2 separate regions of the Homo sapiens genome follow, and region 2 is linked to region 1. Evidence: chromatin contacts called from ENCODE Hi-C or POLR2A ChIA-PET data. All regions are on one chromosome and are shown on one strand. Each heading gives the region's core, a stretch centred on a gene start or an enhancer-like site at or near the end of the contact. The rest is flanking DNA. Distances are from core to core; before and after follow the strand shown. Region 1 holds the start of ZFP91-CNTF (ZFP91-CNTF readthrough (NMD candidate)). Region 2 overlaps LOC102723575 (a long non-coding RNA gene).

Region 1 (6,528 bases), core at 2,704-5,203:
AAAATTAAAGACAGTATATAAACGTGCACTTGAAATAACTGTAATTTACTGGCTAACATACAGCAAATGATCAGTCTTACTCTTAGTATGGATACATAAACTTTCTTCAAATTTGGTTTATTTTTCCTACTAGCTTTCTATGCTTCAATTTATCATGATTCTAGCATTTAACTCTGTGCTTCTCTTGAGCACAATGAAAAATTTTTATTTCCCCTTCATCCACAAATATTTCCTCTTCCCAATAACCCCTAAATAGTTCATTGTGAAAAGAAGTTGTTATAAACATCAGATTATAAAAACTGTAAGCTAAATATGTCATCTCGCAAATTCATAAAATATCAATTATAAATGAAGCAATTATAAATGAAGAGGTTAAGTGACTTGCTCAAGGCCACTTACTGCACAGTACAAAGCTGGAACATAAAACTTTCTGACTAAAGTCCAATGCTTTATCCACTCTATTATTTTGCCTTCCAATGGGAACAGAGGTTTCAACCAATCCAAATCTATCTATTTCTTGACCTTTTAAACTATGGTATACTTTACTATCACTTTAATTAAGAAAATCAAATGTAGGTTAAACAGCTGATTACTAAGATTGTATACAGGGAAATGCTGGGATATGGAAAAAGGACTAGCGCGAACAAGTAAGTAATACAGAATAAACCTTCCTTTTTAAAATTTTCAAAATGTCATTTGGAAAACAGAAATGACTCAAAGTCAAAGATACCAGACCAGGGTTTGGACTCAAAACCTCTTGAAATATCTTAAAGGATTAAATTATGTAGAAAAAATTAAGTCTTAAAATGTATTTTATGACTGAAAATCTGTATACCATACACACATTTGACATATCTCCACTAATTAATGCATCTTTGCCTTACACCCCAAGGTCCTTGAAGATGAGGGCCATGTCTCATTTTTCTTTCTACCACCTAGTTCAGCATAGTACCAGGCCCAGATACTGATGAAACAAGTTTGCCAAGCTAAAATGCTTTAGCATTCCTCTGATTTCCAGATTATGGAATAAGGTAAAAATGTGTAACAAAAACTCTATTATGACGAAAATTTGTTTAACAACCTGATCAAAAACACAGTCAAGAGATAATTTTGGGGCTGAAAGAAGAATGCCATTGTCACTACTGTTTTCTAATGATATTGGATGGGAGGCGGGTGGCGCTAAGAATTCAGCCTTATTTCTTCCTCCCCACAAGGAACATTGTGCAGAAAAAAGGAAGGAATTTAATTAAGTCATCTTCATCCATATACAACAGTAACAGTTATATGGAATTAAAGCGTCACTAGTACTTTGTTGCCAAGAGTTAGGGCAAAAATAAATCATGACAGCAGGTAAAATTACTGTTTTAGATAAAAATTATTTATTTTCCTTCAAAAATTAAACAGCAGGCTGGGCGCAGTGGCTCACGCCTGTAATCCCAGCACTTTGGGAGGCTGAGGCGGGTGGATCACCTGAGGTCAAGAGTTGGAGACCAACCCGGCCAATATGGTGAAACCTCACCTCTACTAAAATTACAAAAATTAGCTGGGATTGGTGGCGGGCGCCTGTAATGCCAGCTGCTTGGGATGACGAGGCAGGAGAATTGCTTGAAGCCAGGAGGCGGAGGTTGCAGTGTGCAGAGATCATCGTGGCACTGCTCCAGCCTGGGCAACAGAGCAAAAACTCCATCTCCAAAAAAAGAAATTAAACAGCAGGTACCATTTTAGACATAATTATCTTATCTTGAGATATAGGTATATTTAATTTTCAAGGGGTAGGTGAGAATAAAAGGAAATTTTAAAAATATTTTAAGTATTACCCTCTCTACGAATAGTAATATTAAAGAGTGAAAAAATCATATTTTGCATAATTTATATGAAAAACCTCACTACAAACCACTCAAGGATCTACCATCCCACCATTACTGAAAAACGCAACTTGTACTTAGTATTTACAACAGGCATTGTGTCTAGCACTTTACACACTGTATTTAATTCTCACAAACTCACGTTGCAGAGATTATCCTCTATAGGTAAGGAAACTAAGGCATGGGTAGGTTAAGGAATTTGCTCACGGAATTCATATCCAAATGAGGTCAATGATATACATGTATCTTTTCAAATTCATGAGATTAAACAATATAGAACTATAAAATTTTTGTAAGATGAAATGCATCTACAGCAATTAGAAGTCTAATTGCAGCTGAATCTGTAAGTACAGATTTTTGCTGTCGACAGAACTGCAGTTCTTACAACAAATTCTCTAAATTATGTTAACTTAGCTGACATTCAAAAATTTGAAAGCATATCTAATACCACAATATGATTACCTCTGAATTTTATTTCTCTTTCTGAGAGGCTTCTAAGGCAAGCATGCCAAGACACAGGCTTAACTCTTAATTTTGGACCAAGTCTGTTTCAAGTTTTAAATCTATTAGGTCTGGTGTAAGTCAAACCTTGCCACTATCTCTACTGGAAGAAAGGGAACACTTAAAACTGACTCCCCCTCACTTCAATTTTCTCTGTTTTTACTAATCTGTTTTCACTCAAAAATCAAAGGTCACTAATGATGTTTTCAGTCATGAATTGAATAGTCAATGTGATTAATTTCTAGAATTTACAAACTTGTGTGCTTCAGTATTCTTAACATGAGTATTATTTTAACGAACAATTTAAGACAATGCTCCTGGCCACCTGTTCATGTTTCCTCTATTACGTCTAGGTAATAAAGGAATTCCTCTCAGATGATTCTAATTTCAAGGATGAAGTTCCTACATTTAAAAACACGAAACACAAAGATAAAACATATGCTACTTAGTAAAAACAAACATTAAAGAATGCTCATATAATTTTATATGAAAGACTCCATACTTAAAATCGTAGCAGTGGGCTTTTAACCTGACCATAATAAGTGGCAAATTTCTCAAAAGAATGAGAAGGGTTGCGAAAAATTTAGAAAAGTGAAAAAAAAAAAAAGCTACATAAACACACTAGTACATCTGGCTCTTGAGCTAACGCGAAGGCGGGGGGGAATCATTTTTGAAGGCTATGATCGGGCTGTGTATTCCCTAAAGGGCATGTGATGTAATACTGGAGAGCCGCCTAAAGGAAAGGGATAGGGTGACAAAGGGGGTGCGGATGCCAGAAAGAGGGATGAGCCTGCGGGTGTCAGGGAGGAGGTGGATCACTAGCGAGTGCAGGGGTGTATCAAAAGATGATTTCGGGGAGTGGGGAAACGGCCCGACAAGCGAAGGTACAGGAGCGAGATGAGGGTGGCGCAGAGAGGAGGCACGAAGGCTCCCGGGGAAACGGTGTGACATCTGGCGTGCGGAGCCGGCAGGGGGCAGACCAGGCAGGATGTCACGTGGAGTAGGCGCTACGGGAGCCGAGAGGGTTGCGTACGGACAGAGGGGGGTCTTTCCCACCGCCTGAAAGACTGTTACTCACAGGAGTCGCGGACTCTTCTTGCCCTGAACTGGAGACGGGGACTTCGCGGCCTGGGGCTGCTGCCCGGGGACGTCGGGAGGCCTGGCGCTGGGGCTGCTCCTCCGCCGGCGGGGATACTCGGCCTTCCTCCGGCGGGACACAGCTGCGGCGGCGGCGGCCGCAGCGGCCCGGCCTCGGTCCCGACCTCCCCTCAGCACGCGGCTGCTAGTGGTCCCTGCAGGCGCCGCCGCGACCGCCTCAGGGGGCCGTTGTTGGGGCTCCTCCGGAGCCGCCTTGGCCGCCTCTCCCCCTTCCTGGTCCTGCTGCTCCGGGGGTCTCGGCTCTTCCGTCTCCCCCGGCATCGGGGCTTGTCCGTCCCCCACCCCCTAGTCCTAGGCGGCGGAGGCGGAGGCGGCGGCCTCGGCGCTGCTCCCCCCGCCCCCTCGCCTCCCGAAGCCTGCGGCTCACTCTCACCCTGCGCTCCTCTTTCCCCCCTCCCCTCCGCCCGGCTCCGAGGGCGCCCCCCCCACCCCCTGCCACTCAAGGTCCGCTACCGCTGGCGGCGCGCGCGCGCGCGCCACAGACGCTCAGCGGGCCAATCGGAAAAGAGGACAAGCCTCCTCACCCCGCCCCTCGCAGTCTTACACGCAGCGGCGCCCCAGGTTCCCTCCCCCACCCCTTCCTTCAGCCAATCAGGAAACGGCTAAAAGGGGAGCGCGCGAGGTTTCCTTCCCCGCGCACCCGTTCTCACCGTTAAACGGCTGTGTCTCGCGACAATCCCAAAGTGACCTTTTTCCCCCCTCCAGACTTCAACGCGCGCTAGGGGCAGTGCGAGGGGCAGGTCTCGCGAGGGAGGCGGGTGAGAAGAAATCGCACCTCTTTCCCCGCCTCACGCAAACCCTAGACTGGCTGCGCGCGCACCTGCCTCCCTGAGGAGCCACTGATACCACAAGGGCTCTTTCTATTCTTCTTTAGGCCGCAGAAGTAGCCTGGGCGTTCTTCCGCCTCCACCCTACCCCACTTTCCTGTCTTTGGCCTTTCTGTCCCCAGCGCCGCCAGATCTTGCGCGGAGAAGGGGGTAGTATTTTGAGCTGTCGCTTCTCCTTTAAGAAAAAAAGCCCCGTCGGTTGCCGGATGAAAGTCTCTGAAAAAATGGCGGCGGCAAAACGGAGGCGGGGTTGTGGGGGCAACGAGGGCCCGCCTCTTGGCGCATGCGCACCGTTAACTTAACCAAGGGCATTCTGGGAGATGAAGTCTTATTTCGCCTAGGCTTTAGGAAAAATAGATGGGAAACCAGAGGTGGAGAGGATGCCGGGAGGTTCTAACTGAGTCACGACGGGAAAGGTAGTTTACTTTCCGCAGTCTAGAGTTTACCTTTTTTTCGGGAGGCAGTGTTTCCGGGTTAGGTCGCGACGCGTGCCGTACATCCGGGCTCAAGCGTCGAGCCAATTGCTGGTCTGATGGGAGGGTTTTTCCTACTTTTTCTTACTTTTTATCTGGGCGTTGGCGTACCTTTCTCGGGGTGTCTGCGTAACTGCCCAGACTTGCCTTGGTTTGGTCAGATGACACCTCCTCTGGGACTGGCTAGCCAGCGTTCATGTCTACATTATTGATCTCGTCTTCCGGTGTGTGAGTCACTCACCTGTGAGCTCCTAGAGGTCAGCGACTAAATCTGGTTCCATGGGGTCCTTGGGCCCTCGGAGCCCTAGCACAAGGCCCACTACTCAGTTGGCTCTTAATCAAATCTGTGAAACGAATTATAAAGTTGCTTTTCTACTAGACCTTGTTGGGACACCAAGGAGCCGGCGTCGGTTGCTTAACTTGGATGCGGTGCCTGACCTAGAGGGAGGCGAAAGGGTTGTGAGCGTGACATGACTGGTGACCTACACCGAGAAGCTGAAGGGTCTCTTAAGCTCTGCGGCCGGAAGCCATCTGCTTCTGCGGTTTATACAATAGCAACTTTATCAGAGGTTACTTTTCTGCACGCTAGCGTATGACATTAATTTGTCTTCCTGATTCATCAAAGGGAATTTCCGTTGCAGTTGGTGATGCAGTGGGCCTCTCCCATTTCTTTTTTCTTTTCATCCATTACAATCAAGGAACGATTTGCAAGAACATCCTTTACCCCTGGAAAATAAGGCATCCAGGGCTAAAAGTCCCAAAAGAAAGAAGCTGGAAACAAGATCTGGGGATCCAATTTTAAATTTCACATTAATCATTCAGTTAAACTGTAGACAAGTGCTGAAGTACATTTTTCCTTCCAGTACTTTGACTCAGATACCACTTCATATTAGACAAATGTTTTATATTCTCTACTGAGTATTTTCCATTTTCATAGGGCTAATGTCATTTTCAGTTGTAATAATCGATTGGCATAGTGTCAATGGAAATTTTTTAAGATTGAGTTTGTAGTGAGCAGACTTTTGGAAGGAACAGTGCTGACATCCAATGGATGCTCAAAGTAATACAGAGGAGGAATCTCCTTTCAAAAAAAAATGTACAGACAGTGGAATGGAGAATGAATTATTCCCTAAAAAAAAAAAGCCACTGTGGGCTGGATGTGGTAGCTCACCCCCGGAATCCCAGCGCTTTTGGATGCCAAAGTGGGAGGATCCCTTGAGCCCAGAACTTCCAGACCAGCCTGGGCAACATAGGGAGACCACCCTCTACATAAAAAATAAAAATAAAGCTTTTAAGCTAACCTGGTGGCGTGATGGGATGCACCTCTGGTCCCAGCTACTCCAGAAGCTGAGAAGGGCAAATCGCTTGAGTTCAGGAGTTCGAGTTGGAGGTTACACTGAACTATGATAGTACCTTTGCACGCCAGCCTGGGTGACAGAGAGCTTGTCTTAAAAAAAGTAAAGAAGGCTACGGTGTTGTAGAGGAAAGATCCCAGACTTTGCAATTATAGTAAGTAGCAAAGCTACCAATTAATTATCTTAGCAAGTTGCTATTACATGAACCTATTTCACCATTGGTAAAAAGGGGGAAAAAATCTATTTCACAGGGCCATAATTATAGTTCCTTACGTATTGCTTTTTTATAGTAGGCCTTTTGTAAATGTTTAATTCAAGGTGAATAAATCACAGTGGTAAAAAAGGTGAA
Region 2 (6,528 bases), core at 1,646-4,145, 970 kb before region 1:
TACTCACTTTGAGATTATATTTCAAAAATTATTCTATATTTTCTCCTGATTGTTGTATAGTTAAACATTTTCTAATGTTTCAACCTTCTGTCAGAGGCCTTGGAACCAGAGCAACTGCATCTTGAATAGGGGCTGGGTAAAATAGGGCTGAGACCTACTGGGCTGCATTCCCAGGAGATTAAGGCATTCTAAGTCACAGGATGAGATAGGAGGTCGGCACAAGATACAGGTCATAAAGACCTTTCTGATAAAACAGGCTGTGGTAAAGAAGCTGGCCAAAACCCACAAAACCAGGATGGCAAAGAGAGTGACCTCTGGTGCCCTCACTGCTCATTATATGCTAATTATACTGCATTAACATGTTAAAAGACACTCCCACCAGCACCATGACAGTTTACAGATGCCATGACAATGTCAGGAAGTTACCCTATATGGTCTAAAAAGATGAGGAACTCTCAGTTCTGGGAATTGTCCCCCACTTTCCCAGAAAACTCATGAATAATCCACCCCTTGTTTAGCATATAATCAGGAAATGACCATAAAGGTGGACAGCCAGCAGCCCTAGTGGGCTGCTCTGCCTAAGGAGTAGTGATTCTTTATTCCTTTGCTTTTTTTTCTTTTTCTTTTTCTTTTTCTTTTTTTTGGTGATGGAGTCTTGCTTTGTCGCCCAGGCTGGAGTGCAGTGGTGCAATCTCGACTCACTGTAACCTCCACCTCCTGAGTTCAAGTGATTCTCCTGCCTCAGCCTCCTCAGTAGCTGAGACTACAGGCACGAGCCACCACGCCGGGCTAATTTTTGTATTTTTAGTAGAGATGGGGTTTCACCATGTTGGCCAGGCTGGTCTTGAACTCCTTGACCTCAGGTGATTTACTCTCCTTGGCCTCCCAAAGTGCTGGGATTACAGGCATGAGCTACCGCGCCTGTCCTATTCCTTTACTTTCTTAATACACTTGCTTTCACTTTACTTTATGGACTTGCCCTGAATTCTTTCTTGTGCAAGATCCATGAACCCTCTCTTGGGGTCTGGATTGGGACCCCTTTCCGGTACCACTTTGATCCATATGAAATTTCTATAACTGGCATGAGATAGGAAAGATGGACTTCTTTAAAGGGATTTTATATAGCACTCTGGATAATCTAGGTGTGTATGCATAAATCGGTCACCCTGGTAAAATCCCAACAATTCCAGAAATGAAGCTGGTCCTGCCTGTAACATGTTGCTTAATGTCCTTTCCTTAGAACTTTCCAGAAGTTCTGCTGACCTAGACTTTCCTGCACATCCTCCTTGAGTTCATCAAACTCCCTTCTGCTTTCCTGCGTTCCTTAGGTTGGGTTAGTTCCCTTCTCATAAACAGCATAGTTTTGGGCAGTGTGGTGTAGACTCCAGAGATTCAACACAGGCAACCCCAGAGCCAAATCGAGGTTCAGTGTTATCTCCTCTTGGTTGTGTGAACTTACCACAGTATATACCAGTCTATGTGACCTTGGGCTAGTTGCTTAACTGCTATGGGCTAGCTTCCTCCTCTAAAATGGGGACAATAGCTCACATGATTCTGGAGAAGATTTATTTATTATTAATTAATTTATTATTATTATTATTTTTTGAGACAGTCTCGCTCTGTTGGCCAGGCCAGGCTGAAGTGCATTGGCACAATCTCAGCTCACTGCAACCTCCACCTCCTGGGCTCAAGCTATTACCCTGCCTCAGCCTCCCGAGTAGCTGGGATTACAGGCACCTGCCACCACGCCCAGCTAATTTTTGTATTTTTAGTAGAGACCGGGTTTCACCATGTTGGCCAGGCTGGTCTTGAACTCCCAGCCTCAGGTAATCCGCCTACCTTAGCCTTCCAAAGTGCTAGGATTAAATGATCTGTGTATAGTAAGCACAGAGTAAATGTCATCTACTGTTATTGTATTGCCAGGTAAGTCTGGTTCAATTTGCGTAGAACAATAAGGCTTTTCCTTGGGGACATTTCTAGAAAATGCTAATTGCTAAGCATATCAAATCTGTTTGCTCCTTGGCTTGTAAATCATTGTCCTCTGTCTCTATCGCTTCACACCGTCTTCCCTTTATGGGCATCTTGGTCTCCAAATTTCCCCTTTTTGTAAGGGACACCAATTATATAGTATCAGGGCCTACCCTAATAACCACATTTTAACGTTACCTTTATCTTAACTTTACTTTAACTTTACCTCTGTAAAGATCCTGTCTCCAAATAAAGTTATGTTCTAAGGTACTGGGGGTTGGGACTTAAACATATGAATTTCAAGGGGACAGAATTCAACCCATAGCCTAAGTTGTTAAAACAGAACATATAATTTTCCCCCCAAACATGGGCTCCTTCTGTTATTTCCCTTCTTGGTGAATGATATCACCATCTACCCAGGACTCCAGCCAGACACTGAGCGATTACCTTGTGTTTTCTCCCGCCATGCAGACAGTCACTGGAGCCTGCGGATCCTTTTGTCTGCAACTGAAACCGCCTTTGCAAAATTATGACTGAGACAGTGAAAGAGGTCCAACTTAAACGACTCCATCTTGCCTCTAACCTCCAAGCTGTCCTTGTTCATTTCTGGGCGCAGGCTGAAAAAACTTTGGGAGGAACTTAGTTTATAGTTTTAAAAAATGACAATAACAGCCCTTTCCCAGAACAAACTCCCTTCTTGCCTGGAGACTAGACTACTAAAGTTAGCCACAGTATTAGAAATTACGGTTTAGGAGTCAAGTAGTTGGAGGCCACAAGATTCTGACCTTCCCTAAACTGCTCCCAAGATCAGTGCCTGAGATGTTTTGCAGACTCTACTCTTGATGGATCAACTGGCACCACCCATATCGAGAAACCGGCCCATCTGATCTTGTGACTCACACCCAGGAACTGACTCAGCGCAGGAAGACAGGGACGCGCCGTAATTTCACCTCCGACCCAACCAATCAGCACTCTCCAACTCACTGCTCCTGCACTCCCACCACATTCTCTTTAAAAACTTTGATCCCCAAATGTTCGGGGAGACTGATTTGAGTAAAAATAAAACTCCGGTCTCCCGCTCAGCCGGCTTTGCGTGAATGGCTATTTCTTTATTGCGATTCCCCTGTCTTGAGGAATCGGCTCTGTTTAGGCAGTGGGTAAGGTGAGCCCATTGGGCGGTTTCACAACGACTTCTCCTCCATTTTGCTACTTAGTTCAGGTTTCTGTCGTCTCTGTCCTGGAATACCAAGTGTGTCCCTGTCTCCAGTTTTGCACACTCCAATCAATGCTTCACACAGCAAACAGAGTGACTTCTCTAAAGTGTAAATGTCACGTTCCATCTCCTCACCCACAAGAGCCCTCTGAGATTTCATCTCCCTCTCCAGCCTATCTTTTGCTTCATTTCCTCCCTTCCCTGGTGCCCCAGCCCTTGTCGTCTTTCTGGTATCTTCTCCCCTACCCTCATTATTATCTTTAAAACGAACTTGGCTACAGTAACCAAAACAGCATGGTACTGGTACCAAAACAGATATAGACCCATGAAGCAGAACAGAGCCCTCAGAAATAATACCACACATCTACAACCATCTGATCTTTGACAAACCTGACAAAAACAAGAAGTGGGGAAAGGATTCCCTCTTTAATAAATGGTGCTGGGAAAACTGGCTAGCCATATGTAGAAAGCTGAAACTGGATCCCTTCCTTACATCTTATACAAAAATTAATTCAAGATGGATTAAAGACTTAAATGTTAGACCTAAAGCCATAAAAACCCTAGAAGAAAACCTAGGCAATACCATTCAGGACATAGGCATGGGCAAGGACTTCATGACTAAAACCCCAAAAGGAATGGCAACAAAAGCCAAAATAGACAAATGGGATCTCATTAAGCTAAAGAGCTTCTGCACAGCAAAATAAACTACCATCAAGTGTACAGGCAACCTAAAGAATGGGAGAAAATTTGTACAATTTACCCATCTGACAAAGGGCTAATATCCAGAATCTATAAAGAACTTAAACAAATGTATAAGAAAAAATCAAACAACCCCATCAAAAAGTGGGCAAAGGATATAAACGGACACTTCTCAAAATAAGACATTTATGCAGCCAACAGACACATGAAAAAGTGCTCATCATCACTGGCCATCAGAGAAACGCAAATCAAAACTACAATGAGATACCATCTCACACCAGTTAGAATGGTGATCATTAAAAAGTCAGGAAACAACAGGTGCTGGAGAGGATGTGGAGAAATAGGAACACTTTTACACTGTTGGTGGGACTGTAAACTAGTTCAACCATTGTGGAAGACAGTGTGGCGACTCCTCAAGGATCTAGAACTGGAAATACCATTTGACCCAGCCATCCCATTCCTGGGTATATACCCAAAGGACTATAAATCATGTTGCTATAAAGACACATGCACATGTATGTTTATTGTGGCACTATTCACAATAGCAAAGACTTGGAACCAATCCAAATGTCCATCAATGATAGACTGGATTAAGAAAATGTGGCATATATACACCATGGAATACTATGCAGCCATAAAAAACGATGAGTTCATGTCCTTTGTAGAGACACGGATGAAGCTGGAAACCATCATTCTCAGCAAACTATTGCAAGGACAAAAAACCAAACACTGCATGTTCTCACTTATAGGTGGGAATTGAACAATGAGAACACTTGGACACAGGAAGGGGAACATCACACACCAGGGCCTGTTTTGGGGTGGGGGGAAGGGGGAGGGATAGCATTAGGAGATATACCTAATGTTAAATGATGAGTTAATGGGTGCAGCCCACCAACATGGCACATGTATACATATGTAACAAACCTGCACTTTGTGCACATGTACCCTAGAACATAAAGTATAATAAAATAAAATAAAATAAAATAAAATAAAACCAACTACTCCCTGTTCTTGACAGTTTGGATACAATTTTTTTCTGCAATGCTTTCTTGACTTCAGCTGCAGCCTCAGTGGCACTGGTCAACCCTTCCAGGCCCATTCAGTTTTGTGGTGTGAAGGTGAAGGAGGTCAGGGCATCTTGCTACTTATTATTTATATTATTTTAGAGACAGGGTCTTGCTCTGTCACCCAGGCTGGAGTACAGTGATGCAATCACAGCCCACTGCAGCCTCCAACTCCTGGGCTCAAGCCATCCTCCTGCCTTAGCCTCCCAAGCAGCTGGGACTATAGGGGCACATTCTCCACACCCGGCTTTTTTTTTTTTTTTTTTCTGGAGACCGACTCTTGCTTTGTGGCACAGACTGGAGTGCAATGGCAAGATTTCGGCTCACTGCAACCTCCGCCTCCTGAGTTCAAGCGATTTTCTTGCCTCAGCCTCCCCAGTAGCTGGGATTACAGGCACGTGCCACTACGCCCGGCTAATTTTTTGTATTTTTAGTAGAGACTGGGTTTCACCATGCTGGTCAGGCTGGTCTCGAACTCCTGACCTCGTGATCTACCCACCTCGGCCTCCCAAAGTGCTGGGATTACAAGTGTGAGCCACCATGCCCGGCCAATGCCCGGCTAATTTTTAAAAATTTTTAGACAGACAGGGTCTTGTTATGTTGCCCACCGTGGTCTCAACTTCTGGGCTCAGGCAATCCTCCTGCCTCAGCTTCTCAGAGTACTGGGATTAAAGCCATAAGCCACCACACTTGGTTTGTTATTTATTTTTATATATTTCTCTCTCCTACTCCCAGGAGGTATTCTTAAAGAAAAGATTATTGCAAGAGAAGAGACAGATTGGGCTTAACTCCAAATGTGGTAGAGACAGCTGGGAATTTACAGCAAAGGAGCAGAATTGGGGTGGGGTGGGGTCAGTGGATGGAAAATTAGTAACAGGAGACATCAGGGGTAAGGGGATTCTCGGTATTATCAGGATTCTTGCTGAATTAACAGGATTCTTGCTGAGGGTGGACAAGGGTGATCAGATATCAAGGGTCAGAGGGATTTCTGATACATTGAGTTAGAAGGATACTTAAAAAAACTGGACTATCTGCAAGCTGAGGATGGGACTGAGGCCAAGGTCTAGGCCTAGTCGAGAAGAGGGCTCAGAGAAGTCTGACTGAAGTCTGGTCAAGGACAGCATTTGTCAGTACCCCAGCTGGTTCCCAATCTGTAATTGGCATGTGGTTCATGCATATCCAATCAAATGTGTTTTTGAGAAAAAGACCTTTTTAATATTTAAAAATTTGGTCTTCTCATGAAGTAAATTTAATTCAACTTCTTTTGTAATTGATTTTTTTGTTTTTTTTTGACGGAGTTCTTGCTCTGTCACTCAGGCTGGAGTGCAGTGGCGCAATCTTGGCTCACTGCAACCTCTGCCTCCCGGGTTCAAGCAATTCTCTGCCTCAGCCTCCCGAGTAGCTGGGATTACAGGCACCCGCCACCACGCCTGGCTAATTTTTTTATATTTTTAGTAGAGACGGGATTTCACCATGTTGGTCAGGCTGATCTCGAACTCCTGACCTCAGGTGATCCGCCTGCCTCGGCCTCCCAAAGTGCTGCGATTACAGACGTGAGCCACGGTGCCCGGCCTGTAATTGATT

The links. A loop is a pair of places that touch in the nucleus more often than their neighbours do. ChIA-PET counts read pairs that join two places held with the same protein, here RNA polymerase II (POLR2A). Pooled maps may share reads with other maps.
Region 2: a loop to region 1 is called in a pooled map of psoas muscle, with 6 times the contacts of the local background. The contact joins the enhancer-like site here to the promoter of ZFP91-CNTF in region 1. A Hi-C loop is called at or near these places in 15 of 168 maps with a recorded cell type or tissue (CD4-positive, alpha-beta memory T cell, CD8-positive, alpha-beta T cell, GM12878 and 10 more), 23 of 37 single-sample maps with no recorded cell type and 34 of 50 pooled maps. POLR2A ChIA-PET finds 5 or more read pairs at or near these places in 3 of 52 experiments (GM12878 and activated T-cell).

Annotation. Positions count from the first base shown.
Region 1 is chr11:58,576,539-58,583,066 of GRCh38, reverse strand. ZFP91-CNTF (ZFP91-CNTF readthrough (NMD candidate)) reads right to left here and starts at 3,953. Exons shown (of 13, transcript NR_024091.1): 1 at 3,445-3,953. ZFP91 (ZFP91 zinc finger protein, atypical E3 ubiquitin ligase) reads right to left here and starts at 4,004. Exons shown (of 11, transcript NM_053023.5): 1 at 3,445-4,004. The coding sequence starts at 3,785. It also overlaps a transcript of LPXN not described here. RefSeq lists enhancers at 2,935-3,626, 4,371-4,600, 4,320-5,012, 4,631-5,150, 5,171-5,250 and 1 more and a silencer at 3,531-3,950.
Region 2 is chr11:59,541,863-59,548,390 of GRCh38, reverse strand. LOC102723575 (a long non-coding RNA gene) reads right to left here. Exons shown (of 4, transcript XR_950136.2): 3 at 2,416-2,594. Among named protein-coding and RNA genes, the nearest start is that of TRV-TAC1-1, 5.6 kb to the left of the region's middle. RefSeq lists an enhancer at 2,154-3,353. Within about 2 kb of position 2,895, at least 2 of the 41 ENCODE cell types and tissues checked have a DNase peak (open chromatin) inside an H3K27ac peak, as active enhancers do.